Regions from separate parts of the Homo sapiens genome. Here all the other regions are linked to region 3. Evidence: chromatin loops called from intact Hi-C (ENCODE). Cell type or tissue: CD4-positive, alpha-beta T cell. All regions are shown on one strand. Each heading gives the region's core, and the rest is flanking DNA. Links, peaks and the distances in the headings are about the cores only.

Region 1 (7,726 bases), core at 1-5,000, 67 kb before region 3:
GAGCAAAGGTAACAATAAACACTTCTTAAAAAACATGGCAGTATTGTAACTAAGCTTTCTTCAGTAGGAAGCAGAGGAAAGAACATGGGCTTTGAAGGCAGATAACTTCATATACTTTTTGTAATTTTAGTAAGTATTTAATAACTTCTGTATTTTAACTACCAAAAATAGACATTGATGTGCTAACAATGTCTTGAAAAATCTTTGCATATTCTAGGCCTTCTGAGCTGAGAACAGATATCTTCAATCACTCGTTTTCCTAAAAGGAGTAAAATATACCTTCCCTTATCCACAAAAATACAAAAATTGAGTAGCTCATCTTCAATGACAAAGCATTTCTGAAACACTCACTCCATCTCTCTAAAAGTGGGAAATTTTCCTTGTTATCTGCGAATTGCTAAAGCACATTATTTAGCCCTTATTTACAGAAATTAACATTTTTTCTTACTGTCTCCCAGAGTCGTAAGTCTCATGATTTATTCACTTTTATGACACCTTCTCACCCATCCAGACATTCCCTTGCACATTCCCTTGAACATAGTAGGTACTTAATACATATTTCATGAATGAATGAAAAAATAGGTGGATGGATAGATAGATGGATGAATGTATGGATAGATGGATGAATTAGAAGGTAATGAATCCTTGGAAGAGACACTATGAATGAAAGCAATTAAAAACTATAGAATAATTTCTTTCATCATGACTAATTCACTATCCCAACTGAATTTGTCTAAATGGGGTATGACTACAATATTATTAAGAGCTATTTTATGTGTATCAGTTAAGGGAAGTCCCAATTTTTAGAGTTTTTAAAATATAGATTTGAAACCTCTCGAAAATAAATAAAACCAATTATCTTAAAAGATAAGTAAAATAATGTGGCAAAATTATCCAAATTAAATTCAAAACTTGTTTTATAATAAATTTAAAAGATAAGAAGATATCTTAAGATATTGTTTTCAGACTTTTTCAATAGAAGCAAAAAAAATGCCTTTTTAAACTGGTGAGAATGGATACTACACTTGATCTTAACCAAAAGGCTGAGAAGTGATAAGAAGTGCCTTTTTAAATGTAAAATTCTTGAAATGATAAACTGAATTAGAAAATTGTAAATAACACATGAAGAGTACTCACTCCTACTGAGGATGATAGATGAAGGAGATTAATTGTAAGAAGTATCATCTTAACATCAAGGAACTTACTGGGGCCATACACAACATTTATATAGGTACATGTGTGTATACGTTTATATCACATGCGGTTATAAAATATGTCAAAAATAATTTCAAAACATTTTGTCATGCTGCAATATTGTGTTTCAAATAATTGAAATAAATAATCCATTCACCAGAGCCTTATATACGTTTTAAAAGTAACTTCTTGATTGTATTTTTATATCGCAATAAAAAATATTATCAGGCAAGTTTTCCATCTCATAAAGTTTCCAGGTAACAGAAGACAATGTTCAAGGTATGACCCTAATCCTTCTCTTTCCTGGTTCACTCATCTCTATTAACTCTTGCTAATTGTCTTTTTAAATATTTGGTTTAAAGTCTACCTATTCTGAACCATTCTTTAAGTTCATTACACTCTTATTCTGAGTCACCCCAAGCTTTCTAGTCATACTCATATTCATGTTTTACCATAATAAAAAAAAGTTCTCTCCTAAAAACATTCAACTTTCTAATAATTTAACTAATTTAATTTAAATATTCACTTTTCAACTACACTGAAAGTTTACATTAGGCTATTACCATGTCTTTTATTTATGCTGTATTCCCCTGCTCTGTACTTATTATAATGTCATTTGCAAAGTAAGTGTTCAATAAATTTTTCAATATATCATAAAAAAATTATAATTCCAAGGATGATAGCATAAGTTATGTAATTCATAAGCTTGTTGTATCTAAAATATTTACGTTTGATAGCTACAGAAACAACTTGAAACTGATTGTGTCTGAATGCAGATAAAAGTCAAATATTTGGTGCTTTTCAGAAATGAGTGGCAGTGTGTCTTTGAGCATTAGTGTTTGCTGCCAACAAGTGAAATGCAAGTTTACACAAACAGATTTTGCATAAGACAGCCTTCTCCATTCAGTTCAAATCAGCTCACCATTGCTGCTGAGTCCCAGACAACACCAGCACAAGACTTTAAGCTAAAGGAACTTCCCAAACGTGGATTCAAGGTTTTTTTTTGTACAGTCAGGTATCTGCTAGCTTATTACACTGGAAGAGAGACAGCAGTTTGCGGTTTTTCTATCTGTACCTATACCTGCACCATAAGATTCCAAGCTCCACTCAATCCCATCATTACTTTTGCAGCTGCATGATCCTAAGAGGAAAGTGCTCCTTTTCCATAGCCAAGAAAAACACATGTGAGTCCTGGCCTTGTACTCCCTTCAGGGTAACTACCTGAAGTCTGTCAGCCTCTTATCAATCAACAAGGTATCACTTTAGGGGAAACAAAGGCCAAAACAAGACAGGGCAGACAGATCTCAGACCCTTGAAGAATCCCAAGCAACTGAAAATAAATATTAAGTTTTTCAATTGGTAAACAGTTAACGGTGAAAAAGCAAAATAATGTGGTAGGTTAAAAACAGAAATCATTCATCCCCACTGTAATGTTAAAAAAAAAAGCCTCTAAATGAAAGCGAAAATGACTAAAATTTTAAGAACAAGAAGAAAGAAAGGTTATGTTATAAAGATAAGTTCAACTCCTTGAATTCAACATCTTAGAAGATCAGCTTCACTGAGTTTGGCTTTCAAGTTATGTCTTCAACTACAGGGAACAGCAATATTGAAACTACTTTGTATTTGTTGTGAAGCAGTTGTCAAGGATGCTGCTGTCATGACACGCATCGTCCCCTATAACATTTCAAAGCAGAAGTTTCTTTGTCACCCCCAAGTAGTTGCTATGTACTTCCTCTTTTCTGCACTTGACAACCATGCAAACTTATTTCTTGTCCTGACTACTGGGGAAGCCCACAGTAAATTTCTTACTCATTCACAAAATTCTGTTAAGTTCATGTGGTTATCATAGTGTTTCATCCCCTTTTCCAAAATTTTAGCACTCTTCTTTTTATATTTTATTAATTTTCTGCAACACTATTAATTTCTATGCAGCCTCAAATACTTTTTTGAAAGAGACAGGAATTGAACAAACAAAATGTTATATTAAAGCCCTGGTTTTCTTTAATTGAGAATTGGGGGACCAAATTCCATTATCAACTGGAGGGAAAAAGAGAAAGAGAGGAGGCACACAAACACCATATATATATATATGGTGTTTTCCTCGCTTTCATTTAGAGGCTTCATATATATTGGAGACAGAGTTTCACTCTGTCACCCAGGCTGGAGTGCACTGGCACAATCATAGCTCACTGCAACTTCAAACCCCTGGACTCATGCAACCCTCCCACCTCAGTCTCCCAAGTAGCTGAGACTACAGGCATATACCATTATACCAGGCTACTTTTAAATTTTCTATAGAGATGTGGTCTCACTATACTGCTCAGGATGGTCTTGAACTCCTGGCCTCAGGCAAGCCTCTCATCTTGACTTTACAAAGTGCTGGAATTACAGACTTCAGCCACTATGCCCAGGCTTGGCTAATTTTTTAATGTATGAAATTAGCACTTTCAGCTCTATTTGTATCTCCCTAATTTCTTTGCTGAGAAGGGCAGGGAAGGGAAGGAGAGGGGAGAAGAGGAGAGGAGTGAGGAAGGGAAGGGAAAATAGCCACCACAACTGCCATGCACTGTGCCATATCAGTAGCTTTTCTCTGAAACACTTTGGATGTGGAAGGTATGCAAGGCATTATAACTAAAATAAAGATAGACTGAAATCATGGTGTCATAAAACAGTCTGCAGGGAATCCTGAATTGACCAACTAACAATGAAGGCATAATTTTATTTTCAGTATCTCCTACTTTTTCTTTCTACGATGTGTCTGTACAGTACTTGAACTTTCCAATGCACATTGTCTTAACTTTCCAGATTTCAAAGCTCTTTCAGGATTTCAGTCAATGAGTCTACACTCATCTGTTGAGCATCTGTTGTATGTGAACACCGTGATTCTACACAGTGATGTGAGAATTCCTCACACTCAGTCCAGGGGTCACTCACATAAAGCTCTATATATGCACTGTGGTTCTCCACCCTGGCTGTACACTGGAATCATTTGAGGGGATTTTCAAAAGCTCTTCTGGACTCTATTTGAAGAGATTCTAATTCACATGTTTGTGTTGGGTCAGGGTTATCACTGGCCTTTGAAAACTCCCCAGAGTATTCTAATGCGCTGCCAGGATTAAGAACCTCTGATCTAACCTAATTTTAAAACTTTCTTGTGTTATTGGAATGCGTTTTGAATTACCTATTTTGCCAGTCATTGCTTCTGTATGAGAGTTTTGGGTAAATAGGATAATCTCTTAAACCATAAATAGTTTCTGGGATGGTATGGATGAAGATGTGCATGAGCTTATAGACAGAATAGAGATTAGTTCCAAGCTCAACCTTGTTTCTTCATTTATAAAATAGGAATATAAATATCTCCCCCATGGGGCCACTGTAAGGATTCATTACAGTATATTATTATAAATGTCCTATTTTGTTATTAGTTATGGTTGTTAATCTCTTACTGTGCCTAAATTATAAATTAAGTTTTATCATAGGTATGTATGTATAGAAAAAAATAGTATATATAGGGTTTGGCACTACCTGTTGTTTCAGTCATCAACTGGGGTTCTTGGAACAGATCTCCTTCAGATAAGGGGAGTCTAGTGTACCCCAAAATTAGTGGTTATCAGCAAAATTGATTGTTTCTCATGGCACTGTGCATTGAATGAGCAGTTCTCATGCTTCACATGCTGCCAGTTGAGCCACTGGAATGGCTAGAAGCGGAATGCCTTCACATGGTTAGCAAGTCGGTGCCAGCGCTGATACTGGCTGTTGCCTAGGAGTTCAGCTAAGACTGTTAACCAGAGTCTCGATTCTCCTCCACATGGCTAGGTTGGGCTTCTTCCTAGCATGGTGGTCTCAGAGTAGTCAAAGTTTTCATATGACAGATGGTTTCCAAGAAAACAATAGAGGAAACTACCATGCCTTAATAAATCTTAGGCCTGGAACTCAAACTGGCAGTTTCATGTTCATGTCTGCTGCATTCTATTGACTGAAGTAAATAAATCGTAGGCCTAGACCCAGATTTTAAAAAGTAAAAAGTGTGTGTGTGCCTCTGTGTGTGTGTGTGTGTGTGTGTGTATTCTATGCTTCATTGGAAGCCACCAAAGAAATAATCTACCACTAAAACAAAAAGCCTCACACACTCATGTTGTCAAATGCCAATTTATATAATTGCAGGAATACTATAGGTATTTATATCATAAGTAAATTATTTTCTTTACTCTCAATAGATTATTAGCCACAGACTTAATCTGCTTGAAATAAACAGTAATTCCAAAACAAAATGTAGCAATACATAAGGATTTTATGATAATTAGCCAATTACACAGCATCCTGAAATGTTTCTTTTAGGGTAAAATTTAATAGATTGAGTAGAATATGAAACGAAAATGTTCTCAAGATGTTATTTATGACTATACAAAATTGCTAATGATTTATAATTCACTTAGAATTCACTTAGAATTGTACTTTACCTGAGCTATTGCATATGAAGAATTTAGTAAAATATGTAATATATAGTAACTGCTCAGTAAACTTTGATACTTTTATTGTCTCCTTCCATTAATAAACCACAAAATTAACCTGAGTAAGAAAAATAGAAAAAAACTGTATGAAGAGAAATATGTTCATTCATATATACCTGCTCTACTTAACTGTGTTACTATATACTACTGCCCTACATACTGCTTAACGGATGAACCTCTAACAAGTAATTTGTTCTCACCAAGTTCCTCAATTTAAAAATTGTTTAAAGGTTTCAAATGAGTGAAAGATTTTTTCTAAAGACACACATTGCTATTGCTAATACATTCTAAAATCTTGGGAACTAATGGGTTTTAGCTGTATCTTACTATAGTCTATGTAAAATATGCTTATTGTTTATTTAACATGTCATTCTAATGCCAACATAGGCCAAGGCTTCTGTGGTCCAGAGTCCAGACCAGCAAATCCAAGGTAGCAGTCATAGATCCAGAAATATCTGCTCACAAAATACCCTGTACAATCTGAATTTTGTCAAAAATATTCTCCAATTTGGCCTGCACCTACCAAAATGTGGTACTCAATTCACACCTGAAGTTCAGGCCTGCTGCGTTTTGCATACTTTTACTCCATTTTCCCACTCACTGCCTTACTAAATCATGAAAAATCAACCCCTGCATTTTACCACTTCCGTGTGCCAGGTCTGTCTCCCAGGCATGAGTAACAATGTACTTAATTTTCTAGAACATGCTCATAAAACAGATGTGGGACTTCAGCGAAAGTGACTGCTAACATGTCCATCACTAAAATCTGAGTTGCTGCCCTGCCTGGACCCCTCAGGTTTAGCACAATGTGTGGCCAAAACAGACTTTTCAAAACAGGAGTAAATACTTGCCTAATGGAATTTTTTTTAGCTAACCCAACTATTGTCTCATCTTTTCACCCCCTCACTGGTTTTTAAGAATAGAATAAATTTAGGGAATGACGATGTTTTTGAGTTGTGACTAATTCTGACTGATTGAAAACTGGAGAAGGAGAACCCAGAGAGTGTGAATACAGTGCGGTGGTGAAGTGCTCATGCACAGCATCAGGCCTGGGTGTGAACCCTGGCTCTAGCTGCTTAGCTGTGTCACTTTGAGCATAGTCCTTTGATTTCTTTAAACATCTGCTCGAATCCTGATACATCATGATGAAAATAAGGATGGTGTCCACTGATAACTGCCAAACCCCATGTTAGCCTTGGCCTCCTTCCTATGCAATCATCAAAGCAACAGCAAGAAAAGAAAAATGAAAAAAAATGAAAAACTATAAATGAGAAAAAATTAAAAGGTAGTTAGTTGCAGGTAGGCGATAGAAGCAAAGAAATAAAAGTGAATTGATAAAGTTATAAATACCCATTGTGTTCTCTTTATGTGTAGAACCTTAGTTAGTCCTTCTCACACATTATACTTTTCTCAAGATTGCTGTATGGTAGGAATAATTCACTCTTATTAACTGGCCCAGGAATTGGGCAGCAAGAGGGTGAGTAATTTGTTAGAAGTCACACAGCTAGTATGTAGCTCCTATGCCTATTCCACCCAAGGTCCAATTCTGGTCCTTTCATTAACAAAAAACCTCAGGACTCTCCATAGTAATGGTTGAATATGCTCTATTCCTGAATGCTTCTTGTTTCCAACCTCTGAATTCCATTTTGATTCCAAGATAGTAACATTAATTTCAGCATTTTTTTTTATAAACAATACATTCTTGTTGAAATAAAATCAAACCACATATATATATATAAATTAAAATTGTGAAGGTTTTTTCCACCTTCAATATCATGCCTAAGACAGTGTCATTGTTAACAATTTGTTGTATGTTCTCTAGACTTCTTTTCTTGCATTTTCAATCACATACACCCCCCTCACCATATAAACAGTTAGGGATTTTGTTTTCTTTTTATTTTATAAAAATAAAATCATACTAAGAGTGTCTGCTACTTGCTTTTAAACTTAGTATATCTCTTATATGTTCTCTTGTAAATATGTACAGACTTTCCTATTTCTTAATAACTGCATAGTATTCC
Region 2 (8,002 bases), core at 1,652-6,651, 59 kb after region 3:
TTCTGCCTGCTTTATATTTGCTGGCAGCTGATTAGATCGCGCCCATCAGATTAAGGGTGGATCTGCCTTCCCCAGCCCACTGACTCAAATGTTAATTTCTTTTGACAACACCCTCACAGACACACCCAGGATCAATACTTTTTATCCTTCAATCCAATCAAGTTGACACTCAGTATTAACCATCACATACTGTAATAAAATTTATGTAAATATGGTCTTCCTTTCTCCCTCTCTCAGAATATCTTATACCGTACTCACCTATTTTCCAACTGCAGAAAGCAGAACCACAGATACAGGGAGACTACTCATCTCTTAATATGATTCATTTGGGCTGAATTTCTGTTTCCTTTTGGGTCTCTGAGAATTGCCACATTTCAAAACCTTCTATGCGTATCATGATCTCTAAACTTCATGATAACCCTCCAAGGCATCAACATTAACCCATTTTATAAATGGGGAAATATTACTTAGATAAATAAAATACCCAAAGTCACACACCCAATGAGTCGCAGAATGGGAATTCAAATCCCAGTCCTTGTAACATCATTTTCTTTGTTTCACTTAAATTTGTAAGTACATTCTAATTATACTACTAATGCAAATACTAATTTCATCTAAATATAAGATAAATTTTACATTAGCTGTCTTCTGAACACATTAAGACCAAGCCCTTATTTTGAAATATTTGATAAAATTCACAAAGAAACTGCTAAACTCAAGAACAGTATCCCTTTAATCACAATAATGAAAACAGAAAACTTTTATTTAAAACAATGAAAAAACTTGATAAGCTATACTCTTGTTTGATGTTAACATTAACTCTTCTTTGATCTTCGGTTTCTTTGTCAGACACCTTTGATTGCAACCCAACAACCATCCCCAGTCCTTTATCGCTATCTTTTTATACTTTAAAGGCTAATTTTCCCAAACTCTTTTGCATGTATATGTGGCCAGGAGATCCAGGTCTGCCTAATGAAAGTGAAAGTATTCTTTTCATTGATTAAGCAAACAACCACAGCTTTTTGCCCCTGTTCCTTTCTTCATGTTTAAAACGATGGTTTGATGCTTGGAATTACAGCAGCTATATTGTGACCATGAGCCAACATACCCAAGGTTGCTAGATTTAGCAAATAAATATATGTAATGGCCAACTAAAGTTTCAGTTTTAGATAAAATATGAATAAATTTATAGTATATGTCCCAAATATTTTATAACATATACTAAAAAGAGTATAATTGTATAGATAATACACACAAATATATATTATATATATAAACTAAAGAGCTTAAGTTAGAGTCAACTTAAACACCAAGTTCCACAAACTTTCAAAGCCCTGAGTTTTGTTGTTGCTTTATTAAGTTGTGAATGGATAAAAAGAATGTAAAATATGTATATGGCATAAAGAAAAACTACGCTGAACACTTTGTTAATTGCCACCCAGCCTAAGAAAAAGAACAACCTCAAAGGCAACCTCTATCCTGGATTTTGTGTTTAATCTTCCTTTGCCATTTTAATAATTTCCTTGCTTTCCTTTGTTCATCTTTATCCCCTCTGAAAAGCTAATAATGGAAATAAGACCTTTGCCTTTTACGATGCACTGAAGATAGCCTGACAGTCTTCCTCCCCTTAGCCCCCAAATTACTAGTCTATGAGAATTATGCAAAATTTAAAACAGGAAGGTGCTCTTCATCTCGGTCCTCAGAAAAAAACATGACAAAGGTTGACCTTTACAGAGGTAGTTAGGTTGCTAGATAAAAAGAGATACAAGTGACAAACCAAAGAGAGGGGGAAATCCTACACTTAGGGGGTTGAGGTTTTGGTCTTTGTGTGTTTTTAGAGAAGCAACCTCAACTTTCAGGTTTCTGAAAGGGCTCCCCTGCTTTTCCTTCAGCTCAGCCCTAGGCAAGCAGACCCCCTGCCCAAGCCTCCCTCCTGAGATCCTGCATATGCTTTCTTGCTAAATGACTTTTAGCACCGTTATCTCCTCATGGGATACATCTGTTGGGTGCCTCGCATCCTCAGCTCCACTTTCATCTCTTCTATCTCAACACATTGTTTCCTCCACTCCTGATGCCAGGGTGGAAGGAAGCCATCCCGCCCGGCCGCGCTTGGGGATTGGCAGCCAATGAATGATTGGCAGCGGGCATCTCTGTCAGAGCTTTGGCATGCTGCAGAGTAGAAGCCCCGTGCTAATGAATGCCATCTACACCTACCAGATGTGCCACTGGGTGACATGCCAGATCTTTTACATAATGCCATTCTGCCGGACACAAGACAGCTGAGGGGTGGGGAGGTGTGTCTTTTAATGCTTTGGGATGGGAGTAGATCTGGCTTGCCCTCATTTTATTTCTTACTCAGACCACCCGCCACTGCCCATACACCCAATCAGCTCCCTTTACATTGGGCTAAGGCTCAGGGCATCTCGGAGACAGTGGCGAAGCAGCAGAGTTTGAGTTCCCAGGACATATCTCCTGTCCCCTGGCTCTCATCCATGCTCATCATTTCCTTGAGTTCGCTCCCTGCCCGCATCCAGATTCAGGAAAGGGAAATAGTTTTCAAAATTAAAGAAATAAAAGCACTAAATGGGATCTGAAATGAAAGGAAGGAAGGGGAAAAACTACACTTCCCATCCTCCCCCCTCCCCCATCCCTAATATTCTCTTCTTCCCTAGTCTAAACGTGCAAGGATGAGCTTCCTACACCCCATCCCTTTGGCAGCTTCTCCTGTTCTTTCCTCTTCCACCGTCCACAGGAAACTGGAGCGTGTTTATCCCCAAGGGTGATATCCCGTTAGTGCCTGTCCCACGTTCTGGCTGAAGTAGCTGTCTTAAGGTGGAGGCGTCCAGAAATCCGTGCCGTTTGGGGAGCAATGTTTCCTGGAGTGGGATGGACAAGGTGGGAAGAGAGGAAAATGAGCAAACCACTTCTGACGGACAGCGGGTGTGTGAGCGTGTAGGAGTGCTTGGGTTGTCCTCGCCCAGCTCTCCATCCCCGGAGGGAGAATGGCTGGAGGGGGGCTGGTGGTTGCCAGGAGGATCCCCTCTCTTTTGCTAAACCTGCGGGTACCGGGCTGCCCTGTAATCGGCGGGACTTGAGAACGGCAGGCCTCCGCTCCTCCTCCCCAGGGGCCATGACCCTCACACACCTCCCCACACCACCCCTCCCGCGACACACACGCAGTACTTGGGGCGACTGGGCGCCACTCCCACGCCAGAGCCCTGCCCCGCGCCCGCCTGGGGCCGAGCAGCCTGGCCCCTTCTCTTGTACCCCCACCCCCGCCCGCTGCCGAGGCTCCAGATGGCTTCTCCTTGCGCTCGGCTCGCGGCCCCCAGACGCCGCCCGGCAGCAGCCGGCGGTCGCTCCCTCCCTCCCAGCTGCTGCAGCAGAGACCGGGGCCATTTCGCGAGGCGGACGGGCTCCTCGGCAGGCTCCGATTGGGGTGGGAGAGCGGCCGCCGAGGGGCCCGCAGTAGCTGCGCTCCCGGGGAAGGAGCCCCACAGTCCCCAGGTAAGGAAGCCGCGGGGCAGGCGAAGGGCGGGGAAGGAGGAGCCTGAGCGTTCCGGTACCCAACCCTCTCTCTTTCTTGACCTTCCTCCCCTCTGCCCCTTCATCCTGGGCGCGGAGGGCGGAACAGTTTCTGGACCAGAGCACCCGCGAGAAGCAGGGAGCGGCCGCACAGCAGCCAGAAGAGGGCGCCAGCACCCCGGGGCCGGGGCTACAGGGCTGGCTCTGCCCCGGCGTCCCGCCCCCGCCCCGGGGAACGCTGCCTCTGCCGCAAAGATGCCCCCTTCCGCTGGAAAGCGGTAATGCCCACCGCCCACCGCGACCACCCCTTCCCCATTTTTCTCAGTTCTAACTGTACTCCTCTCTCGTTTCCTTTTTGCTTCTCTCTCTCTCTCCCCCCTCCCTCGTCCTCTCTTCCTCTCTCTTTCTCTCTGCGCTTGTTTTCTTACTTCCCCCTCCCTCCCCGCTTGCACCCCGGTACTTTTCCTTTTCTTTTCTGATCACTGGCGGGGGGAGGGTTTGTCGCCCGCCGGAAGGTAGTGTGGAGGGGATGGATGTGTTTCACGCTCAGGTTCTGGCTCTGGCTCCTCTCCATAGGTGCCTCCCTGGGTGCTCGCGAAAGCAGCCCTGAGAATGGCAGCTCTCAGAGGTTGAAGTCATTCTTTTCGGGGGACGGGGCACGGCGACTGTTTGATTGGGGGGTGAGTTATGCACTTGGGGCAGCGCTTCCCTGGAATGCAGAGCTGGGGATTTCCCTTGCTAGACGGATGCTTAAAGTTCAGTGGCTTTGTACTGAGCCCCTTTCTCCCCTCGAAAAGTCATGACAGTCAAAAGTATCTCTCTTTCTCTCTCCCCCGCCCCCCACTTCTCTCCAAAACCCTAAAGACAGCCTCCCCGGACAGTCTTCACCGTTTTTTTTCAGAAGCAGTTGCGCTGGGGGTGGGGAAAGGGAGGGAAGGGACATTGAAAGGCCGCAGTGGCTGGCAACTCCGCGCCCGTCCGATGTCCTCTCTAATCCCCCAGTGTTCTGGCGCGTACCCACAGTGCCCCCAGACCCTCCGCTCGCCCGTGCGCCGAGGTCGTTGGGTTTTAGACCCAGAGAGCACGTTCCGTAAGCTCCCGGCCCAAATCCCCTCGGAAAAATTAATCACAACCACCAGCGGATGCAAAATGTGTGCCTGTGTTGAGTCTGTCTTTTAATCCCGAACGTAATTCTAAAAAGCAGCATCAGACAAGAGCTTTATTAATCCCTTACACGAGCAAATGCGATCTCTGACCTACTAGACTTGTTTTCCTACAATTTCACAAAAAGCCTCGCTAGAGGAATGTGCAAGGACAGAAGGGAAACTGAGGAGACCCGCAACTCATTAGCGAAATAATAGGGTGCACTTCAATAAAAATGCGGTCCTGAAGTGGAGCAGACTCACCGGCAAGGAGCCCGGAAAATCGTCAGGGGCGGCGGCAAAGTGAGTGATGGGGATTGGAGGAAGGGGTAGGATTGGAGGAAGGGCCTCATGCACAGAGTGTGGTTGGGAGCTGGAGTGGGAACCCAGTTCGGTCTCTTCCGAAGGCTTAGGACCCATGTGACTGAATTTAGGGGCTGTCCCCTTGCGAGGGCACTAGGACAACAGGAGGGGCGCACCTGCAATACGGATGAGTTCAGAGTTTGATCCCTTGGGGCCTTTTTCTCGCACTTGAGATTTCACTATCATGTCGTTCAATTAATCATATTTCCCTTCTCCCATTTTATTCAAAACCGTCTTCCAGTTCCCTCATAATCGTAATTTGCGTCATTGCCTTTTATCGTTGATTAATTAGGAAGCCGAAAATGGTAATGGAGGGTCGGGCCAATAAATTAGCTTTAGGAACAGACGGACGGACGTCCGAGGCTGCTGCATGGGTGGGCGCTGTCCACCGAAGCTGGCGGGGGCCACCGTCGCTGCAGCTGGCTTCTCAGGAAGGCGTTAAGGAAAAGGCGCGCGGTACTGGCTGAATGGAGAGATCCACTCTGAAATAAACCCGGTGGCCACAAGGGAAAACTTCTCACTGCACTAGGTGGAGAGACTCCTGTGACGCTTAGCTTTTCCCGTTTGGTATAGAAAAGGAAAGACTGGGTTGTTATAGAAATGGAGAAGAGGAAGGATGGGGTAGGATAAGAGTCAGACTCCTGTTACTTTCAGAGGCCTCCCTACTAGCGGGTAAACAGGTTTAAAGTCTGGGCCTTATTAGGAGCCTTTTTTTTTCCAGAACTGGAATGTTAGATTTACTTTTGCAGCCTTTCCTTCCTCTTTCCACTTACCTACTGGTCTGAAAGAGGGAAGAAAGAAGGGAGGAAATAAGGGAGGAAGGAAGAGAAGGGAGAGAGAGAAGGCAGGGTGGAGAGAGAGAGAGAGAGAGAGAGAGATTGATTGTCAAGATCAGATCAGTTAACTCCCTGGCCAAAGAGGAAAGTTGCTAATGTGGAGTTGCTCCCTGCCCTCAAAGAAGCAGCAGCTCTGGGCGGGTAGGGTCTCCTCTTTTCTCCCTTCATGAAATCGATCACGCCTCCAGAGGGCTGAAGGAGAGCACTTTGCCACTCTTCACAGCTACACCCTGGCCTCTTTAGCTTTCAATTGAAAACCAATTAAAAGTTTCTATAAATCTGTTAGTGCCCCTTTTATCTGGGGACCCCTGATGCATGCGATATTGCCCTTTAGATGCCTCTTCCGTGTTTTGTTTTACAATTGTTGTATCAATATAATGCGGCCTTTCTTCTGCTGTCTCTATAGATACAGATACACAAGGAAAACCAAAGCTATTCAGGCTCCTCATTTGTCCAGCAGCCTAACAGTGGTGCCCTTTCTCTGTGCTGCTTTCCCTGCTTCGGGAGCAGCAGTTATGGTAGAAGCAGATGGCTACTGATTGGGGGAGCTTTGTGGCTCTAATACTGAATACTTTATGGAAAAGGACTTTATCATGCTTCGTTGGGCAGAGGAACAAGGGATGAGATTTATGGCCAGGAAAAATAAATCTTTTTCCAAGTTGTGGCTCCTTCTCACCAATGTCTCCTTTGCCCCCAGGGTAGAACACTGAGGAATTGGTTTTATTTTATTCTCCTTTTTGCTAACAGCACCTTTTAGTCAGGGTAGTGGACTAAGAGCCAGAAGTTTACGAAATACCCCAGGTTGTTGCTGTATCAGCATTCTCTGCCCTGGGGCGGGGGGAAGCAGAAGAATATCATCTTGAATGCTGTTTCAGGCCACGTTTTCTTGAATGTCCTCTTAGTTGATGGGTAAAATATTATTGTCCATTATTTTATTATCTATGAAGAACAGAAAAGAATGCTAAGAGCTCCCATTTGAAGTCAGAGGATGATACTGGTATTGAAGGAGAGGGGGAAATGATGGGGCATTTGGTAATGCAGGTATGCTTCTCTACTTTGAAAGGGTCTGAGCTATGGAGATAATTAGGGGATGTCTGTGAATTTAGGGTTTGGGGCTCCAAATTGAATTTCCAAGGTTTGGGGGATATACAGAGTCCAACCCTATACTGGAGGCCTAATTCACCCCAAGATAGTCCATATCATTTCTCTTTTCTTCTCTTCACCTGAGTTTTACTTGTAACTTCTCTTGAGTCAGGTTTGCTCCGCGTCTGTTGTTGGGTTATGCCCCTTCTCTATATGCAGGGGGATGCAACCTCCTGCTCCTCCTGTCCTCGGAGTCTGTTCTTCTAGAGTAATGTCACCCCCCTTCCTGAGATCTGTAACATAAAGTCACTCAGAAATGCTCCTATAGAGCCCCAAATGCCTACTGGCAACCTGGCACCAAGAGATGGCAGTCAATCCCAGCTCTGGGTCTCCATTCCCATTTCAGACAGACTCTTTGTCTCCCTGATTTTTGAAATGTCATTTTCTGTTCAAGAAACATTTGTTGAGTGTCTTCCATGTTCCAAGTCCCTTTTCTCTGCCTTTTCAATCCTTTTACCTTGTACCTAAACACTAAAGACAAAAGGCCAGGAGGACCCGCATTCAGCTTCCACAAGGGTCACCTAACTTTCTACCACAAGCTACTTCCTTCCAACTCTCCAGTCACTACCACCCCACACACTGACATGCATCTTTGCATCTTGTTTCTCTCCAAAGAGGAAAAAAATTGGGAGGAGAGAGCTGAGATTTTAAAAATTCTATTTACCCAGCATTCCAAAGCAGAAGACACTGAGCTGCTTTAAACTTTGGGCATTTCTTTTGTGCTAGGCTGAATGCTCTTCCAGCCTCATCACACTTAATTCTTATGCTGACCCTTTAAATATGATGTTATTGATGTTAAATATTATAATATCCCTATTTCACAGATCCCCCTGCTTCACAGGAAACAAAAGCATAGAGATACTAACTAACTCAAGCAAGTGGCCTAGCTGGGATCTGAACCCAGGCTTCATAACCACTCTATGAGATAGATGTTGTCTTTACTATTTTACAAATGAAGATACTAAATTTCAGAGAGGTTATGTAATTTGCTCA
Region 3 (8,002 bases), core at 1,750-6,749:
CAAAAAACTAGCTGGGCATAGTGTCACACACCTGTAGTCCCAGCTGCTACTCGGGAGGCTGAGGCAGGAGAAGCGCTTGAACCCAGGAGGCAGAGGTTGCGGTTGCAGTGAGCCAAGATCGTGCCACTGCACTCCAGCCTGGTCACACAGTAAGACTCCGTCTAAAAAAAAAAAAAAAAAAAAAGGTGAGTGGATCGCTTGAGGTCAGGAGTTCAAGACAAGCCTGGCCAACATGGTGAAACCCCATCTCTACTAAAAATACAAAATTAGCCAGGCATGGTGGCAGGTGCCTGTAACCCCAGCTACTCATGAGGTTGAGACAGGAGAATCACTTGAACCTGGGAGAAGGAGGTTGCAGTGAGCCGAGATCATGCCACTGTACTCCAGCCTGGGCAACAGAGCGAGATTCCATCTCAAAAACAAACAAACAAACAAACAAAGACATACATGCAGCCAACAAACATATTTTAAAAGCTAAACATCAGAGAAATGCAAATCAAAACCACAGTGAAATACCATCTCACGGCAGTCAGAATGGCTATTACTGAAAAATCAAAAACAACAGATACTGGTGAGGTTGCGGAGAAAAAGGAATGCTTTTACACTGTTGATGGGCATGTAAATTAGTTCAGCCATTGTGGAAAACAGTGTGGTGATTCCTCAAAGACCTAGAGGCAGAAAAACCATTTAACCCAGCAATCCCATTACTGGGTATATACCTAAAGGAATATAAATCATTGTGTTACAAAGATACATGAGCACGTATGTTCCTTGCAGCATTATTCACAATAGCAAAGACATGGAATCAACCTGAATGCCCATCAGTGATAGACTGGATAAAGCAAATGTGGTACATATATACCATGGAATACTATGCAGCCATTAAAAGGAACTAGATAGTGTTCTTGCAGGGACATGGATGGAGCTGGAAGCTATTACCCTCAGCAAGCTAACACAGAAACAGAAAACCAAATACCACGTTATCACTTATAAGTGGGAGCTGAATGATGAGAACACATGGACACATGCAGAAGAACAACACACGCTGGGGCCTGTCAGAGGGTGGGGTGTGGGAGGAAGGAGGACATCAAGAATAGCTAATGGATGCTGGGCTTGATACCTAGGAGATGGGATGATCTGTGCGGCAAACCACCAAGGTGCACATTTACCTATGTAACAAACCTGCACATCTTGCACATGTACCCCGTACTTAAAATTTGGAAATCAAATAAACCAATAAATAAATTATAGGATTTTTTTTCTATTTCTGTGAAGAATGTCATTGGTATTTTGATAGGGATTGCTTTGTGTTTTCCTGCCATCTTAACAATATTAATTCTTCCAACCCATGCACATGGAACATTTTTTCATTTTTCTGTGTCTTCTTCAATTTCTTTCATCAGTGTTTTATAGCTTTCCTTGTTTAGCTCTTTTAATTCTTTGGTTAGATTGAGTTCAATGTCTGTTATATTATTTGTAGCTATTGTAAGTGGAATTGCTTTCTTGATTAATTTTTCAGATTTTTTTGAAATAGAAATAGATAATTGAAATAGAAATTATATGAAGTATCTTAGTTGGTATATATAAATGCTATTGATTTTTGTGTGCTGATTTTGTACCCAGAAACTACTGAATTTATTAACAAGTTATGACAGTTTTTTGATAAAGTCTTTAGTTTTTTCCAGATATAAAATCATGTTATAGAAACAAGGCTAATTTTACTTACTATTTTGCAATTTGGATGCCCTTTATTTCTTTCTTTTGCCTAACTGCTCTTGCCAGAACTTTCAGTACTGTGTTGAGTAAAAGTGGTGTAAGTAGGCATCCTGAGCTTGTTCCAGATTTTAGTAGAAAGCCTTAAACTCTTTCCCATTTAGTACAATGTTAGCTGTGGGCTGGTCATATATGGCCTGTATTATTTTGAGGTATGTTCCTTTTATTCCCATTCTGATGAGGTTTTTTGCCATGAAGATATGTTGAATTTTATCAAATGCTTTTTTGGCATTTATTGAAATAATTGTATGGCTTTTGTTATTGATTCTCTTAATGTGATATATCGTGTTTATTGATTTGCATATGTTGACCTATTCTTGCATCCCAGGAATGAATCCAACTTGATTATGGCAAAGAACCTTTTTAATACATTGTTTTGTTTTGTTTTTTTGAGATGGAGTCTTGCTCTGTCGCCCAGGCTGGAGTGCAGTGGCGCAATCTTGGCTCGCTGCAAGCTCGGCCTCCTGGGTTCACACCATTCTCCTGCCTCAGCCTCCTGAGTATCTGGGATTACAGGCGCCTGCCACCATGCCTGGCTACTTTTTTGTATTTTTAGTAGAGATGGGGTTTCACCATGTTAGCTAGGATGGTCTCAATCTCCTGACCTTGTGATCCACCTGCCGCAGACTCCCAAAGTGCTGGGATTACAGGCGTGAGCCACAGCACCCAGCCTTTAATACATTGTTGAATTCAGTTTGCTAGTATTTGTGTGTGTGTGTGTGTGTGCTTTTGTTTGTTTCTATTACTTTATTTGTGATCAAAATATCTCTTTAAAATAACTTGCTATATCTTTAAGATGTTTTTCATAAGCCTCATGATAACCACAGCACAAAAACTTGTAATAGATACATTAAAAATAAGCAACAAATTAAAACATCTTACCAGATAAACCACTTCAACACAAAGCAATATAGTAAGACTGAAAAGTCTGAAAACAACCAGAAAATAGGCAATAAAGTGGCCATAGTAAGTCCTTACTCATCAACAATAACATAGAATGTAAATGGTCTGAAATCTCCATGTAAAATGCATAGATTGGCTGAATATAAAAAAATCAAGACCCAACTATATGCTGCCTTCAAGAAACCCACTTTACCTACAAAAATGCACATAGATTGAAAGTGAGGGGGTAGGAAAATATATTCCATGCAAGTGAAAACCAAAAACGATCAAGAATAGCTATGTTTATATCAGATAAAACAGACTACAAATCTAAGAATGTAAAAAGAGACAAGAAAGTCACTGTATAATGATAAAGGGGTCAATTCAGCAAGAGAAATTATAACAATTATAAGTATATATTCACCCAACACCAGAGCTCCCAGGTATATACAGCAAGTATTAAAAGATCTAAAGGGAAAGATAGAATGCAATACAAAAATAGTAAGGGACTTTTACACCACACTGTCAGTAATGGGAACATCATCCAGACAGAAAATCAACGAAGAACCAGTGGAACTATACTGCACAATAGGTCTAATAGACCCAAGTGATATTTACATAATATTTTGCTCAACTGCTGAAAAAAATACATTCTTTCCACTAGTGCATGGAACATTCTTCACAGTAGACTATATCTTAAGCCACAAGACAAGTCTGAACAAATTCAAAATAATAGAAATCATATCAAGCATCTTTACTACCACAATAGAATAAAACTAGAAATTAATAACAAGAGAAACCTTGGAAAATGCACAAACATGTACAAATTAAACAACATGCTCTGCATTGATCAATGGATCAATGAAGAAATTAAGAATGAAACAAATGAAAATGAAAATACAACATATCAAAATCTATGAGGCACAGCAAAAGCAGTATTAAGAGAGAAGTTTAAAGCAATAAACACCTATATCATAAAAGGAGAAATAAACAACCTAAAAACACATCTCAAGGAACTAGAAAAGCAAGAACAAACCAAACCCAAAATTAGTAGAAAGAAAGAAATAATGAGGACCAGAGTAGAAATAAGTAAAACTGAGACAAAAAAAATACAGAATATCAACAAAACAAAATGTTGTTTTTTTGTAAAGATTAAAAATTCAACAAATGTTTAGTTACACAAAGAAAAAGAGAGAAGATCCAAATAAATATATAAAAACACAAACAAAAAAGGAGAGATAACAACTGAGACCTCAGACATACAAAGAATAATTCAAGACTAGTGTGAGCAACTAACTATATGCCAACAAATTGGAAAACCTAGAAGAAATGGATAAATTCCTAAACACATAAAACCTACCAAGATTGAAATATGAAGCAAGAGAAAACCTCAACAAGCCAGCAATGAGTAGTAGAATAAAAGCCATAAGTCTCCCATCCAAGAAAAGCTGAGGACCTGATGGCTTACTGCTGAACTCTACCAAACATTTGAATAATGAATCAAACTCTCAAAAAAATTAAAGAGGAGGGAATACTTTCATAAATTCATTCTATGTAGCTAGCATTACCCTGATAACAAAGCCAGATAATGACTCAACAGAAAAAGAAACTTACAGGTCACTGTCACTGATAACCATAGAGGCAAAAATTCTCAGAAAGTCTTTTCTTGAAGGAAGATCTGCATAGCTCATCTCTGTGTCCAGTACAATGTCCCTGCCTTTCTTCTCCTCAAAGCACTTTTCACTTTTCCTTCATTTCTCTATAACTTGAAACTTGTTTTTGTGTATTTATCTGTTCAATTGCTGGCTTCTCCACCAGATGGCAAACTTCATGAGAGCAGAGGTTACATTTATTTCATTTTCTACTATATACCCAGCACCTAGCACCATGGCTGGCACGTTACAAGAACATGAATGTTTGATGAACAAATGAATAAATGTTGCTGACATCTGAGGATAATTTGCCTTGAAGGTATTTGTAACCGGGATCCTGAGTGGTCAACAGATGCAAACCACTGCATATGACCCAAGCCTCTACAAGATTCGGAAAATTCTGCTTTTCCCTGCCAGGGGTATTGCTTTTTCAACTAACAGGCCTTAGTCTAGCCTGTGAAGTCTGGTTTCAGACCCTTGTGGTCTGACCTATCTTGTTTCTATCTCCAGCTTAGAATAAAATAGTGCCTTCAGCTTCTAATCCTCCTGAGTCTTTGAGAATCTAATTTCCTTTCATCTGCGGCACTAGGTAAAGTCATGAAGAGCTAATTTGGGTGAAGTCCTGGTGACATCATAACCACATCTACTATCAGCTACTGTTTCCTGCCCCCCAAAAAATCTGAATTTTCTTCTCTCTAGGCTTTGAAGCTTGTATATTTCCAACATCTCTTTTCCCCAAAAACTATTTTCATGCTGTGTTATACTGGGTTTTATTGCCCACCCTCCAGCTGAGCAGTCCTCCTGACTCTTAGCTTGCAGTTCTCATTCAGGAATTTCTGCTACCCACTCATGGGGCAGAAAGGAGGGGAGAACAGCCATTAAGGCTATCAAATATTACAAAATTGAAGACCCCACTGCTGGAATTTTAACAGCTGCTCTCCATACTGTCTCCTAATCTAAGCTTGACCATGTGGTTCTCAATAACAATTTAGGGAGGAGGGGTTCAGATCATCTAGACTATAATTATTAAACGGGGACAAAAAATTGAAGACCCCAACAATGATCAATTTGGTAACTTTACAGAGGACTAGCCTCACCCCAGTCATCATTAGGAGTTTCTTTTCAGTCTGCTCAGTAATGTGGTTGAGGAAAAGGATCCCCGGGCCTGGGTTCAAAGCCCAGCTCTGTCATATATTAGCTACATAATGTTGGGCAATTTGCTTAACTTTCCATGCCAACATCTTCATAAATATAAGGAGGTAAAATAAAAGCATCCACATATGAAGTGCTTGGAGTGATTAATAAAGTAATGTATACAAGTTGCCTAACAAAGTTTCTGGCACAGAAACAGAAGAAACACATAAAAATGTTATTGACTATTGTTATTTTTTGTGTCATCACTCTTTTCTTTTGTTCAATTGTCACTCTCTCTCACCTTCCTTCCTCCTCCTTTCTAGTCGCTCTGTCTCATTCTTTCTCTGAGTTTTTCTATAAATGAGGAGAAAAAAGAGCCTTATCTACTCATGCCTTCACTAAGAAATTAGTCATTTATTAATAATGAGAGGCAATATTGCAAAGTGGTTGGTCTGGTAGACTCTGGAGCCTGATGTCTTGTTTAATATTGTATCTGCCACATCCTTTCCTGTGTATTCTTGGGCAAGATACTTAACTTCTCAGTTTTCCTATCTGGAAAATACAGATAATATTTGTGTCTGCTTCACAGAGTTATTTTTAAGATAAAATGATTTATATAAAGTACCTAGTGCATAAGACTTCTGGATAAATATTAACTTTATTTCTTACAGCTTATTTTTATTTTAAAAGAAGGAAAAGAATTACTAAAAATAATAAATAAATAAATACTAAAAAAAAAAAAAAAAAAAAAAAAAAAAAAAAAAAAAACTCCGGCATGAACAAGGGAGCTATCAGGGATCAGATAGCCTCTCCCTGTTATACATCAAACCTCCAAGTTACTGTGTCTACTGAAGACCTTACTTTAATAACTTTCCCAACAGTCAACTCTCTTTCAACTAACTTTTCTCTTCTCTCTTGGGAGATTTCCCCTGGGTTGCCTGTTAGTGACTCACTTCCTACTGGCAGTCTTGTTCACACTTTAAACTTCCTGACAGTTAGTGAATCACCTCTGTATCCTGCCTTGTTATGTATTTATTTTTGCTTCTCCTTACCTGCCCCTACCCCCACCCCACACCAGCCACCTAATTCTCCTGGAGAAATCAAACAGTGAAGAGAAAAGACATTAGGGGCCAGAACATTGGATATCCATTGAAACTCAATGCCTTAAATACCTTTGGATGAAGCTTCAACTCAAATGTTGGTAAAATGTCTCCTCCCTCATTTCTCTTAATGTTAGAACCTACAATCTCTCAATTCTAACCTGTTATTTTCTTCAAAGCCTCCAATTAAAACCTCAGGTACAAACACTTGTATTTGTTTAGTGAAATATTTTTTACATGAAGAAGACTTTGGAAGATGAAATTCTAGACAGAAGAGGTAGTGTGATGAGAAAGAAAGAGAGGATGAGAAGGGGAGGATGAACAGCAACGGATACCCGCAAAATGAATGGGGATGGTGATAGTACAGGTAAAGAGAGAGGATGAGCAAGAAAGAGAATTTGGAGAGACTGATGAAAAAAACAGAAAATGAAAAATAAAAACTGAAGAAAGTAGAATATAATTAGCCTGGTGATTAAGAGTACTGGTTTTAGAGTTAGAGTAACTGTTCACATTACAGCTTTAATACTCACTAGCCATGTAACCCAGAGCAAGGTAGTTAACGTTTCAGTACCTCAGTTTTCCTATCTTTAAAATGGGAATAATAGTAGTACCTACCTCAGGGTTGTTGTGATTAATGAGCTAATGCATGGAAAATGTTGTGAACAATGTCTAGAACATAACAAGTGCTCAATAAATGTAGCAGTGGTTATTATTAGTAGGAATATTTATTCTTATAACTAAGGTCATCAGAGCAATTATTGTTTTCTTAAATTATCAGTATTTATAGCTATGACAACTTCTGAATGTCTACATTTCCAAATAATTAGAAAAACTTTTACTAGAGATGCCCAATATATTTGTCAGTGATATTAAATATTACTATCTCACTAAGAATGTGCTAAAGAAAATTCAGCAAAACAAATTATTTACAATTTGCACAAATGTGCTACAAACATCCAGAAGAAAAATTCAACTGCATTTTTGTACTGTATTTAATGTATCTATTTTAGAATATCGAGGCACTTTCCTAGAGCCAGGACATCCTGTTTTAAAATACTAGGGTCAGCGGGGAGAGAAGACTCAAAAGTCTATGTGTTAAATGTGTTTCCATACATTTCGCAGGGAACTGACCCCAAATCCCAGCATGTGTGTATAACTGCCTCAGATACCTGAAAGTAAACAAAACGGATAACTAGTCCTGCCTATTGAACCAACATTAAAGCTCTGATCAAAAAGATCTTCTCATCAGATGTTCATATATTCAAAAGTTTACTGCATCCCATAATGTGTTGACATGTTTACTGTGATTTGCTAAGAAGCAGGAGAGACTTTTTTCCACTTAACAGGAGGCTTCTTCAATCAGGCTCCTAAAGGGTTTTAGCAGTTCAAGCAGGTGAGTGACAAATGTGATTACAATCAACAGGAAATAGGAGCTAGATCTTCTGCATATTCTCCTACCCA
Region 4 (8,002 bases), core at 1,096-6,095, 90 kb after region 3:
ACTTGGAATTTTAGATATATATATTTCTCATATATATATTTCAGATATATATATATATATATATATATATATATATATATATTCACAAGTTACTCTCTTCTCTGGGATGGGGGCTTTCCTTTGAATACATTTCAGGAGAAGAAATTTAAAGTTTAATGTACAATTTCTGAGTGCCTGTCATACTGGCTCTTTACAGCAGCCTGCTCGAAGACCCAGGCACATGGCCAAATAGAAAATCAGATAAGGATGCTAAAAAGAGGGGACCTCTGGCAATGACTTCCCCATGTTATTGACTCCATAAGAAAAGGCTCAAAAAGAAGATAATTTCCCCCAATCCTTCCATCCTCAGAAAATTTTATTATAAACCATAGATAATAAGAGCTCACAAGGAAAGAAAAAGTAATACTATCCATAGGACACTGTAGAGTTAGATCACACAGGGAGAGACCTTTCTAAATCACCAAGGTAGCTGTTAAAAATGCAGTTTCCCATAGGCACCCTCAGAGATTTGATGAATCTTATGTGGGACCTAGAATCTTGCATTTTCAGCAACCAGCACCAGATGATTTTAGAGTAGGTGGCTCTTGATCCTCACTTTTGAAACACCGAAGAGAGGTTAGAACTAGCCCTATGATGACTTAAATTAAAATGTAGGAGTACATCAGTCTAGAAAATAGCTATGTTCCAGAAATATGGACAGTAAATTGAATTATGTTGTTGTAAATACAGACTTTTAAAAAAACTTCATTTATGTTCTATCTTTGTTTCAGATTGATTTTCACATTTTACTCCTCCTTGCCCACTCAAGTTAGGGTCATTAGTAAGAACAAGAAAAATGTAATTGCATGAGCAAGTACCTATTCAAGAAAATGTTTAAGCTAAATCTTTATGGAAAATATAGTGTGCATCTACCATCACCCTCTGAGGAATTTGCTTTTTATTTTTTGGATTTTTTTTTTTTTTTGGGATGGAGGTTCACTCTTGTTGCCCAGGCTGGAGTGCAATGGTGCAAACTCAGCTTACTGCAACCTCCACCTCCCGGGTTCAAGCGATTCTCCTGCCTCAGCCTCCCAAGTAGCTGGAATTACAGGCGCCCGCCAAAACGCTGGGCTAATTTTTTGTATTTTTAGTAGAGACGGGGTTTCACCGTGTTGGCCAGGCTGGTCTTGAACTCCTGACCTCAGCTTATCCACCTGCCTTAGCCTCCCAAAGTGCTGGGAATTTTTTGGATTTTTACACATTCATTTTCTAAAATTGTTTCACAACTTATTTGTATGTGTGTGTTCACGAACCTCACCAATTCAGGCTCTGACATCAAGCTCCCAAGAGCTGTCTGAAGCTATGTTTTTCAAATGAATAATAACAGCAGAATTGAAAACTCTTGAGCTAACATTTTGCTCTCAACTCCAGCCTGCTAGTCAACTACTGCTGCTTCTCTGCCAGCTGATGACTGCACGGAGGCTGCCACTTTCTGATGGTGAGTGACTCTAGGCCTCAAGTGATTCAGACGCCACTGACTCTTGCTGCAGAAACTTTTGGTACTAGGGAAACAGACTCTTCCATTCACTTCACGTCACTTAACTTTCTACTGCAGTGTCCATTCACCTAGGACTCAGGCCTGAGTCTGAGGAGGTGGGGCCAAAGGAGCACCAGGTATAATGCAGTATTCACAATCACCCATCAGTTCTGATGTTGCTTATTATTTCCAAACACAATAAGGGCTCTTGGAATGCAACCCTTATATAAACATAGCTGTGATGATCCTGCCTTCTAGATGTGTCAGCACATGCCTGAAAGAAAGAGTAGGTGCCCTCTAATTCTGGGGCCACGGCTACACAGTTGCTAAATAAAGTCTAAAGTCCACACAGTTGCTTATAAGCACAAAGAATCCTGCTAAGAAATTAGATTAGAAGTCAGATTAAACATTTATTCTCATTCTGCCTCCACCATTCTCCAGCTGTGTAACCTTGAATGAACTAACTTCTCTAAACTCCAGTCTTCTCATCTGTAAATGAGAGAGTTAGATGAGATCAGAGATTCTCAGACTTCAGAATTTGTAATAATTACTAGGGAGAGTGGTAAATAGGCTTGGCTCTAATTTCTGGAGATTCAGAATGAGGGCAGCAGTGGCTAGGATACTGATTTTTTTTTTTTTTTAATAGGGACTCACTCTGTCACCTGGGCTAGAGGGCAATGGTGTGATCATAGCTCACTGCAGCCTCCAACTCCTGGGCTCAGGCAGTCCTCTGTCTCAGCCTCCCGAGTAGCTGGGACTACAAGTGCATGTCACTGTGCCTGGATAATTTTATTTTAAATTTGTATAGATGGGGTCTTGCTTTGTTACCTAGGCTGGTCTTGAACTCCTGGTTTCAAGCAATCTTCCGGCCTTGGCCTCCAGAAGTTCTGGGAATTACAGGAAAGAGCCACACTGCACCTGGCCTGTGATTTGCATTTTAATAAACCCTCTGGATGATTCTCTAACCACGTCTGGGAAATATTTGTCTAAATCAATGATTATTCATTGTGGTCCTATTAGAAACATTTAGAAAGTATTAAAAATATACTAGTGACTGGTCCCTCTCCAAATTAATTCATCATAATATCTGGGTATTTTGTCAGGGCATTGCTAGTGCCTCAAAAAAATCTTTGTGCATCAAGGGTCAAGAATCAGTGGATTAAATAATCTATAAGAACTTTTCTCAGCTTTTGAATTACAACTTCCAACCTAGCATTCTTGGTTCTATATCACAATACGTCGGTTATAAATGTGGAGTATGCTGTGTATGCAGACTTGCTAGTTATTATGAGCTGAATTATGCCCCTCCCCTCACCCAAGTTCATATGTTGAGGTCTTAACGCCCAACACCTTGGAATGTGACTGTATTTGGATTTAGGGCCTTTAAAATTAAGTTATTGGTTGGGTCCTAATCCAATAGGGCTGATGTCCTTATATGAAGGGTAGATTAGGACACAGATAACACAGACAGAGGGGCGACTATGTGAGGATACAGTAAGAAGGTGACCATTTGCAAGCCAAGGAGAGAGACCACGGAAGAAACCAAACCTGTCAACACTTTGTTCTTGGCCTTCTAGCCTCCGGAATTGTGAGGAAATGAATTTCTGTTGTTTAAGTCACCCAATATGTGGTATTTTGTTATGGCAGCCCTGAGAAACTAATACACTAGTCAAATAGTTCACTGAAACCTATCTTACTTTGAAGAAAATAATGTTCGTCTAATTAGTTCAGAAACAACATATCTCTAAGTATCGACATAAATACACTAAATTAAAGGCTTAACTATACAAAAATAAGTGATTTTGTAGTTTTTTCCCCCAAAGTCATGATTGAAAACAGGTTATGGAAATAAGTAATGCCTTTTAAAATATCATGATCTAACCTTGAGGATGATGTTTTAAATAAAAGGATTAAGAAAGAGCAGGACTAGAAATAATTTCAGTGCTTTTCACTACCAATAATGAATAGCAAACCCAATTTCAATTAAATCAACAAACAACTACCAAATGTTTAACGTTATCTGGTAAGATATAATGTAAATTTTAATTATGAACATATATGAAGCAGAATCTGTTATTTTAGTTTTGATGCCAGGTTTTTATAAAACCACCCTGTCTATTCCCCTCGTATATCCCAATTTCTTAAGTGTCTTCCTTAAGGTTTCCTCAATCTTAACTTTCATCGTATCTATTCAAAGTAAAAATACTAGAGATCCATTTAAAATCAGAGCCCGGGAAAGAACAAACTATTAAAGAAAAAGATATATTGCCACCTAGTGGAAGACAGGCGGAATCATCTTCTTGTAATTCAAGTTTTAAACCACAGAATGGTTAGTACAAGCAATGTTTTTAAATGGTTTTTGATAGTGTGTAATTATGCTTTGTTATTTAAAAGATGTCTTTCCTGTTTAGCTGCTAAATCACTTTTAACTTTTGAGTTATATATTTAGCAATCACTTAAAGGTATACGCTGCTGCTATATATATTGAGCAATAAAGTTGAACATAGTCTTTCTCAAAAACATTGAGCTAGAATGCTAAAAACACTTACAGGTAATTCTGAAAAATATTTACCACCCACAGAATGTCAGTAGTATGGTAAACAGCCAATGTAAACATAGCTGACCAAACATTGGTAAGTCACTTCTCTGGACCTGTTTCCTCATTTAAAACAATGGGGTTACACTATGTAATTTATAAAATATTTTCAATTCTAATATAATTAGATTAAGTAGTTATAATATACACTTATATTTATTATGTTTTAGGTCTCTGTAATAGTTAGGTGAGTGACCAAACTTGGTTTAGAAAGTAGTATTGGTGAATTATTTGGTGTGTGTCCTTGAAATAACATTTCAGCATAGAACTAAAAGAAGTTTATTAATGGGAAGGAACTTCCTATCTATTTATTTGGTTGCCAGGTTTCCAGAGTTTTTTTTTCCATGAGAGTAAGGTGACCTGGCTAATTTTAACTTCAGCAATTACACTCTATCCAGCTAAATTATCCTTGCAACTTTTATTTGAGTATAACATCGTTTATTGTTTCCTGTCCTAAACTTTTAGGAAGTTGTTATTAACTGATTTACTCTTGTTGACCTTTAACAAATACACAGGATGATATTAACTACTGGTAATTCTATAAGAGCCTTTCTTTCTATAGGCCAGGAAAGGAAAGGGGAGTTTAAAGATACTTCCCTTTTAGTTGCCCTTGGTATGTCCCAAGAATGTCACAATCCTTAATTAGTTAACCATATGATGTGCAGGACCTCTGAAAAGATTTTATTTCAGATGGTATAACGCAAGGAGCTTAAGTTATCAAATTGTTCTTGCTCCAATTGTTGGATACAATTTCCTTCTGTACAGTATTTAGAAGTGTCACCAAAAGACTTCCCTTTCAAACAGAATGAACTTAATGTGAAAATGTCAATAAGTCTAATAAAAATAAGGAAGCATGGTAAATTAGTAGGTGTCTTGAAATACTACCGAGAGGAAGTTTGCTATCAGCACTCAACTTTTAAATAATTAGTTGTGAGAAACTGCATATTATAATACATGATCATTAATAAAATAGAGTACTTAGAAAAAAATTGATATCAAACTTCTGTTTGAGGCTTTGTCCAGAGATAAGACACACAGGGAGGCTAATTATAATATTTCTAGTAACTTTTCTCACTTTTTCCTTCTATCCTATCACCACACACACACACAAAAAGAAAAGAAAACGAAAAAGACAAAAAAAGGTTAATTTTTCAGTTTACATTTATTCTGAATAAAGTTTGGAAAAATAAATTTGGAATGAAGTCCCAAATGTGAAGCTGGAAACTACCCGCCTTGTTAGAATATTTTAACTGCTTCTCTCAACTGCATTTTCTATACAAATTATATGGTCATCAGATTCAACTAGTTTGAGAAGTAAAAGTTTCCATTTATAATGTGAAATACTCTTTCTCCTGTCAGCTTGTGTAGCTGCCTCACATCACTTTCATTATCCGTGGCACCAGCCTTTTATATATTGTCTTCAAATTATTCAGGTAGGTAGCTTCAGCAATTTATATACATTTATATATATATATATATATATATATATATAAATGTATATAAACATGCAGTACCTCTTTTAAATATATATAAAATAATGCAGTACCTCTTTTAAATATATATTTATATATATTTTATATATATATAATTTGAAACAACAGTTGGATGTGACTAGAACAAATTGAAAGTAATCACACATGTCATTAGAGAAACAATTTCTGTAGGTTTCAAAACCCTCTTAGATTGACCTATGTCTTAAATTTCAACATAATTTAATATATCTGTTCCTTGAACAGATACATATGTCAACTGATTACCATTATCATTCTCTTTAAGATAGCATTATTTCCTTAAATTGTATTGGTAGCAGTACCAAATAACAAGCATAATGATGAGATGATGCCCTACCTAGTAATCTGTGTTGGTCTCTTTACTGTTGCTTATACCACAGTACCTGAAACTAGGTAATTGGTAAAGAAACGGAACTTATTTCTTACAGTTGTTGAGGCCGGGAAATCCGAGGTGGATGAGGCACATCTGGTGAGAGCTTCTTGCTGGTGGAGACTCTCTTTGGTGGGGCGTCACATGGTGAGGGGACTGAGCATGTTGATGTCCTTGCTCGGGTCTCTCTTTCTTTTCTTATAAGCCACCAGTTTCCCTATCATGATAACCCGCTAATCCATTAATCCATGAATAGATAAATCAATTCATGAAGGCAGAACCCTCATGAGTCAGTCACCGCCTCTCAGTACTGCCACATTGAAGACTGAGTCTCAACATGAGTTTTGAAGGGAACATTCAAACCATAGCATAACCTATAATTAAAATATTCCATTCCAGTTAAAGAAGGCATTCTAAGTGGAGACCTGTGGAATGGATACTTTAAAAGGTAACTTTGTTCTGACTTTATTATTTTTTTTTTCATTTTATTACTCAAATGCACATTCATTTGATACACATTTCAGGGAAGGTGAATTTAGAAAGTTAAAGGATCTTTGCCATGGTAAATGAGAAGAGATTTCTGAAGTTATACATGTTAAATTTCATGTATTTTCTGTGGCTTATAATAGTAAGAAGCTGTAGTGTAATGAAGTACTTTGGAAATGCTGCTGGTACTCAGAATTTGGAAAGTGTTAAGATGAAAAATGTCTAAGAAACATAGGCATACTAAAATGCTTTTTTTTTTCCTGGTAAAATATCAGTATGCTTAGGTATAAAATGTTTTATTAACCCTCAATTGTATTGTATGCACTTATAAACATGCATGATAATAAGCTTATTTATATTCAACCAAACATTTATTTGGCAAGCAGCCGAGGATATTCTAGTGTTCTAAAGTCAAAAAAATGCCTCAGAGATTCAAAGCCTTTTGTTTCTTTTTCAATATCCCAAAGCATAGCAATTCTTTGTCTTCTTTTTGCTGCATTCTAAAAGTATATTAATTGACAACCTACACAAGCCACCTGAAAGCTTTCTATATCTACATTAAAAGCAGATTCTTCATTTGGGAATTATATTTGATATCTTTAATATCTTTGTGTATTTGAGTGGATGTATTTGACTTCTAGGTAGACTGAGAAAAGTCACAAGTGGCAGTTTTTGTTTTGTTTGTTTTGTTTTCTTTTTAGTATAATACATTGGTGGGACAGAACTTGCTAAGTCGGAGTTCAGAATTATTGGTTAGGCAGCTAATAAAAATGATTATTCAGATATTGAGAGTCCTGATGGCTTAAGGAGTGACCACTGCCCTTCTTTGCCCCTCTAGACTGTCTTGGGAAGTAGAACAAAAACAGGTACAGTGGAGTCAGAAAGACCGTGGCACTCCCTGTACCATTCAGTGGTTGTGCTCTGTTGGAATGAGTGCTGTTGACAAGTCGCCTTACTTATCTGAATCTCAGTTTTCTTCCCGGTAAACTGGAATATTGACAACTATATATGGTTGTGGTAAAGATTAGAGATAAAATATGGAAGTCCAAGTCAAATGATAGGCTGATAGGCACTAGATATATTGAATATATTATTTTCATAATCCTCCTCTGTAGGTCTTTGTGAATCTTCCATTGCCTTGCGGTTTCTAAACTTTAGGGCTATAAACCCTTTTGTTTGTTTTGTGAATAAAAAGAGAGGTGTTTCCTGTGTTCTTTCTGTGCAGTAAAGAAGATGTTGGGAAACTATGAAAGGAGATGTCCTGGGATACAGCTTGTTCATTTTCATGAAACTGGTAGGTGGAAAATTAACTAAGACAAATCAACTTGGGATGTGAACCATGGGCTCCTCTACTCCTCAGAATAGAGTCCTTATTTTCCCCAAACATCTTGAGTAAAAACCCATTCCCCCAGACTCGTTTGGAATCTCAGCACTCAGGAGTTCCCTTCCCTGGTGGTCTGGTGGAGCCCAGGAATGCTGGCCTTTAGGGCACACAGCCAGACCTGTTTGCTCACTCATGCTTG

Evidence for each region. Peaks named below come from ENCODE experiments on the same cell type or tissue, not always from the same donor. Only the 100,000 strongest peaks of a DNase experiment are listed, where the experiment ranks them.
Region 1: a loop joins it to region 3, with 4 times the contacts of the local background. A loop is called at or near these places in 5 of 110 quality-filtered maps.
Region 2: a loop joins it to region 3, with 7 times the contacts of the local background. A loop is called at or near these places in 27 of 110 quality-filtered maps.
Region 4: it touches region 3 in a loop (12-fold over the local background); 15 of 110 quality-filtered maps call a loop at or near these places.

The regions. Positions count from the first base shown.
Region 1 is chr4:80,056,051-80,063,776 of GRCh38, forward strand. The region is part of intron 3 of ANTXR2 (ANTXR cell adhesion molecule 2); the gene reads right to left. It also overlaps the pseudogene LOC124900918. Among named protein-coding and RNA genes, the nearest start is that of ANTXR2, 13 kb to the right of the region's middle. In CD4-positive, alpha-beta T cell, for the core only: no CTCF peak of the experiment used is centred there; a DNase peak (open chromatin) is centred at 2,871; H3K4me3 peaks cover 703 bases; H3K27ac peaks cover 2,643 bases.
Region 2 is chr4:80,180,549-80,188,550 of GRCh38, forward strand. It overlaps PRDM8-AS1 (PRDM8 antisense RNA 1), which reads right to left. Exons shown (of 6, transcript NR_183912.1): 6 at 716-2,876. It also overlaps a transcript of PRDM8 not described here. Among named protein-coding and RNA genes, the nearest start is that of PRDM8-AS1, 13 kb to the right of the region's middle. RefSeq lists silencers at 3,138-3,187, 3,338-3,517, 3,608-3,657, 3,668-3,847, 4,507-4,801. In CD4-positive, alpha-beta T cell, for the core only: CTCF peaks have their summits at 3,680 (motif pointing right) and 3,879; DNase peaks (open chromatin) are centred at 1,803, 3,723, 4,113 and 4,993; H3K4me3 peaks cover 2,756 bases; H3K27ac peaks cover 2,088 bases.
Region 3 is chr4:80,121,117-80,129,118 of GRCh38, forward strand. No RefSeq gene overlaps it. Among named protein-coding and RNA genes, the nearest start is that of ANTXR2, 52 kb to the left of the region's middle. RefSeq lists a cis regulatory region at 6,349-6,486. In CD4-positive, alpha-beta T cell, for the core only: CTCF peaks have their summits at 4,481 (motif pointing right) and 4,684; DNase peaks (open chromatin) are centred at 4,525, 4,875 and 6,385; H3K27ac peaks cover 2,820 bases.
Region 4 is chr4:80,211,850-80,219,851 of GRCh38, forward strand. No RefSeq gene overlaps it. Among named protein-coding and RNA genes, the nearest start is that of PRDM8, 18 kb to the left of the region's middle. In CD4-positive, alpha-beta T cell, for the core only: CTCF peaks have their summits at 3,784 (motif pointing left) and 3,983; a DNase peak (open chromatin) is centred at 3,782; H3K27me3 peaks cover 49 bases.